Regions from separate parts of the Homo sapiens genome. Here region 2 is linked to region 1. The links are chromatin loops, found by intact Hi-C in ENCODE. Cell type or tissue: gastrocnemius medialis. All regions are shown on one strand.

Region 1 (2,500 bases):
TGGCTGATTTTTCTATTTTTTGCATAGATGGGGTCTTGCTGTGTTGCCCAGCCTGGTCCTGAACTCCACCTACCTCAGCCTTCCTAAATGTTGGGATTACAGGCGTGAGCCACTGCGCCCAGCTTCAAGCCCTTGTTTTTTGCCTCTTCAATTGTAATGGTCTCCTAATTATGAGATCTTTCCATTAGAAAGCTCCTACATATGATCTTTCTAAAGCCCATTCAGTTTTTTCTCTTTGATGCTTTAAACACACTCTAATGGTACCTCATAAAGTCCACACTCCATTGCCTGGCAGTTGTTTTCAACATCTTGCTCTGCTTTTTTTTTTTTTTAATCTTATCTCCTGTTACTCTTTTCTAACAACCTGTACTCTGACTAGGCTTTCCCATTTGTGTTTCCTAGGTTAACTATGGTGTTCACATCTTTGCACCTTTGCCGCCTTTTTTCTCTGTACTCTGCCTGGCAAACTTCTTGAGTCATGTTTCAAGGGCCAGTTCAATTCATACGTCCCCTGTGATGCCTTTCCAGATTTGCTTTAATGTGTCATTTGTCTCTCACTGTGCCATGTACTTATTTTCTGTTAAGGCATCATTGCATTTATTTCACTGCTTGCATTTGCAACCTTCTTAATGAAAGCAGCATTCTTCTACTCATTTTTATCACCTCACAACCCATTACAGTACCTAGCATATGGTAAATGCTTCTTTTGTATCTGATGGACCAGTATGTAAAACTTCCTAGAACAGTGATTGGCAGAAATGAATGTCAGAAGATGCCTTGGTCATTACTCATAATGTTTGTGAAGATATTTAGCACATTGTATTTCCCAGTTTTTGTTAATTTCCCTTGCCAGAATAAAGTGTAACTCCTTAGTGAGCTGTTCAAAACCCTTTATGCCCCCATCCATCTTTCTAGGCTCATGTCTTGTCTTTTCTCTTTCTTCACATCGTGTTTCCCATCTAACAAGTTTCTGATCTGTATCTCTGTCCTTTCTTTTTTTCTGGGAATTACTGCACTAGATACCCACAGTTACTCATGTTCCTAGTGGAGCCACTAAGCAGAAGTAGGCAGAACCACTGCTGTAAAAACCCTGTTTTCTAGTTAGATTGGACTAATTGTGATAATGACCTTGAACTTTCAAGACAAAAATTTTCCCTTTTTCTGTAGCACTTACTTTTTATAATGTACTGTACCACTTACCATATTTTATTTTAGGTGTTGTATTTCTGTTACCTACTTAGCATATAAATCCTTTGAAGCAAATACTGTGTTGTATTTGTCTTTGAAGCTCCAGCACCCAGAATATGAAATGTGTCTTGATATGAATGAGTGGAGTGATATGGGTTGCTCAGAAGAGGTCAGTATTGTCAAGGATATGGGGATGTTTTGAATAGCCATTTGAGAAGGCTGCTCTTGGTAAGGAGAACAGTGGGAGCAGTGGAAACAGTCACAGCAGCCAGCTGCTCCCATGTGTTGAGCACATCTTATATTTAGGCACTTGACATGTGTTGTTAACATGTTTAATTGTCACAGCAACTTGATGAGGTTGGTGCAGTAATTTTCCATCTTTAACAGATGTAGAAACTGAGGCACAGAATGGTTAAGTGATTTGCACAATGTTGTGCAGCTTGGGACTGTAGAACTTAAGGTGGTTGTCACTGCTGTGCTTTACTGCCTTCCAGTGGAGCTCGAGGATTGGGAACGGTGAGTAGACTGGCCCAGTTAGAGCACCATGGGGGCTCAGTGTACTCCAGTCTTCTCAAGAAAGGACTACACTCTAGTGATCTTCTCTCTGACAGAGTCCAAGATTTATGACAATGGCTAAGGGCAATACTTTTTAAAACTGTAATGTGTATACATGTCACCTGAGGATCTTGTTAACATGCAGATTCTAATTCTATAGGTCTAGGATGGGGCCTGAGAGTCTGCATTTCCAACAAGCTCCTAAGGAATAAGTGCTGCTTCCCCGTAGACTCCATGTTGCGTGGCAAGAGTTTGGAGGGTTCAGTATGAAATATATTTTACATGGGACCATTAGATTCTCATCTAGAAATTATAAGAGGTTCTGTATCTTTAATTGGATACATAATTATGAAGTTGCATGGTATGGAGATGCTGAGACTCTAGGCACTAATTCTTTATCCTGGGTCTATATTAGAATCCCCCTAGTAGCTATAAAAACTAATGCTTAGGCTGTACTTGAGATCAATAAGAATATCCAGTGAATAGGTCTTTATAGTAAAAGAAAAGTCTTTGGCCAGGTGCAGTGTCTCATGCCTGTAATGAGACACTTTGGGAGGCCAAGGCGGACGGATCACGAGGTCAGGAGATCAAGACCATCCTGGCTAACACGGTGAAACCCTATCTCTGATAAAAATAAAATTAGCCGGGCGTGGTGGCGGGCGCCTGTAGTCCCAGCTACTCGGGAGGCTGAGGCAGGAGAATGGCGTGAACCCGGGAGGCGGAGCTTGCAGTGAGCCAAGATCGCGCCACTGCACTC
Region 2 (2,500 bases), 180 kb after region 1:
TTCTAGAGCTGCACTGTCCAAAATGGTAGCCAATAGTCACATGCGGCTACTGGGCACTGGAAGTGTTGTTAGTCTGGAGGTGTGCTGGCTGTGAGTGTAAAACACACACTGGGTTTCAAAGACTTAATACAAAAACAGGATAACATATCTAATTAACTTGTTATATTAATTACACGTTGAAGTAATAGTATTTTCGAAATAGTGGGTTAAAGAAAATATAAAAACTTCACCCATTTCCATTTTTTCATATGTGCTTACTCGGACATTGTTAAATTCCATATGTGGCCTGCATTAGTTCTTTTGGACGGTGCTGGTCTACACTACCTTCACCTAGAGATGGGTGGGTCAGCTTTCCAGGGTGTGACCAGGGCAGGCAGCTCCCTACCTGGCTGTGTCCAGGAGGTACTGGGGAGAAGCTCACACTGAGATCTCAGCTCCCCTCCTGGCTCCCCTCCTGGGGTTCATCTGGAAGGTTTTAGGGGAAGTGTTGAAACCCTAGCCCCGGGCGTAGCCACACCAACCAGGTCAGAGGACATGTAAGAGGAGGGGACAGTGGGAGATGAGAGGAGGGGGTCATTGAATTGGATCAGATGCCCAGGGAGCAGCTATTTAAGGGGCGGGAAGAGACAGCAAAGTCAGAGAGGGCCCAAGAGGGAACGCTGCTTAATGTAAAGAAATGGGGCCAGGTGTGGTGGCTCATGCCTATAACCACAGCACTTTGGGAGGCTGAGGCCAGAGTGTGGCTTGCGGCCAGGAGTTCGAGACCAAATTAGGCAACATAGCTAGTCCCTGGTCTCTACAAAAAATTAAAAAAAAAAAATAGGCAAGTGTTGTGGTGCACACCTGTAGTCTCAGCTACTCAGAAGGCTAAGGTGGGGGGATTGCTTGAGCCCAGGATTTCAAGGCTGCACAGAGCTATGATTGCACCACTGCACTCCAGCCTGGATGACAGAGCAAGACCGTGTCTCTAAAAATAACAACACACTAGTGTGTGAGAGAGAAACGGAGGCTGCAGGAGAGGAAGCGTCTGAGCCAAGACAGGCAGCTGCATTTGGGGTTTGTCCCTGGGGAGCTTGGGGATGACAGTACAGGTGAATGGCGTGAGGCCTCTAGAGCAAGCCTCCACTCCCGCAGCCACTTCCCTTCTGAGCCTCCCTTGGGCCACCCTCATCCTTTTGGATTCAGCATTGCCCTGCCCCCTGCAGCCACACCCTGGATATCTGTCCCTTTGGATCCCAACTGCCCTCTCCTGCACCCACTTAAAAAACTCAACTGCCCCTGAGAGAGTTCTCACCTTCATCTGCACAGGTGCGTGAGGTGTCAGGAGGCAGGTGGCCTTATGAGTCCCTTCCGTCCTTTGCAAAGCCCCAGGGTGCAAGGGTGGGGAAGCGAGGGGCCTGAGGGCACGGAGGAGTGGGTGCTCACCTCTCACTCGCGCCCTGTGTAGGTTCCACAAGCTGGAGAAGTGGCGGCGGCCGTTCTATCGCGTGCTGCAGGTGTACGAGAACGCGTCGGTGCTGCTGCCTGCCTTCTACAACACGCGCAACACCGACGTGTCCATCCGCGTCAAGTACGTGCTGGACGACTTCGAATCGCCGCAAGCTGTCTACTACTTCCATCCGCAGTACCTGGTCAACGTGTCGCGCTACTGGCTCAGCCTGGGGGTGCGCGCCAAGCGCATCAGCACCGGCCTCATTCTGGTCACTGCGGCGCTGGAGCTCTGTGAGGAGGTGCACCTCTTTGGCTTCTGGGCCTTCCCCATGAACCCCTCGGGCCTCTACATCACTCACCACTACTATGACAACGTCAAGCCGCGTCCCGGCTTCCACGCCATGCCCTCTGAGATCTTCAACTTCCTGCACTTGCACAGCCGAGGCATCCTCCGCGTGCACACGGGCACCTGCAGCTGCTGCTGATGGCTGCCAGCCAGGCTGCCCGGCAAGCGGCGCCCCCTCTCCTGCTGTCCCTCCTGGTGGAACTGGGAGCCCCGAACCGGGCAGCGTGGGGTCCTGGCGTTCAGGCTGTCTCTCCCTCCATTGTTCAGCTCTGTACTTGGATCCTGGGGTAGGGAGGCAGGGTTAGGAACCGGGGCAGAGTCAGCTCTGTGCTGAGCCTCCTGGCCTGGCCCCCACCGGTGCATCCGCCCAGTGCGTCCACCTGCCCTGGCTAGCATGCTGCTGGGCCACACCCCAAGATCAGGGGCCCTGGGGACGGCAAGTGAATAAAGCACATTTCCACCCAATTTTGTCATCCGAGAGAGAGCACAAACTGCAGGCCCTTGTTGCAGCTGAAGGAAGACCCTACAGAGAATGGAATTGAGAGTGGAGACAGGACACTTCACAGGACACTTGAGCACAGTCAAGATTTTATTCACACTTTTGGTTCCTGTGTTTTATATCGAAGACTTAGCTATGAATTGCTATCTAAATCTCAGAGCTTAGAAGCCAACCCAGTGACTAGACCTTCCAGTGAAGAAAGTGATCTCAAGAGGTCCAGGGAC

The links. A loop is a pair of places that touch in the nucleus more often than their neighbours do. Peaks named below come from ENCODE experiments on the same cell type or tissue, not always from the same donor. Only the 100,000 strongest peaks of a DNase experiment are listed, where the experiment ranks them.
Region 2: it touches region 1 in a loop (2.7-fold over the local background); 3 of 110 quality-filtered maps call a loop at or near these places.

Annotation. Positions count from the first base shown.
Region 1 is chr18:46,856,055-46,858,554 of GRCh38, reverse strand. The region is part of intron 3 of PIAS2 (protein inhibitor of activated STAT 2); the gene reads left to right. Among named protein-coding and RNA genes, the nearest start is that of PIAS2, 60 kb to the left of the region's middle. In gastrocnemius medialis, a CTCF peak has its summit at 1,364; no DNase peak of the experiment used is centred here; H3K27ac peaks cover 281 bases.
Region 2 is chr18:46,679,458-46,681,957 of GRCh38, reverse strand. It overlaps ST8SIA5 (ST8 alpha-N-acetyl-neuraminide alpha-2,8-sialyltransferase 5), which reads left to right. Exons shown (of 7, transcript NM_013305.6): 7 at 1,448-2,500. The coding sequence ends at 1,916. Among named protein-coding and RNA genes, the nearest start is that of LOXHD1, 23 kb to the right of the region's middle. In gastrocnemius medialis, no CTCF peak of the experiment used is centred here; a DNase peak (open chromatin) is centred at 1,021; H3K27ac peaks cover 274 bases.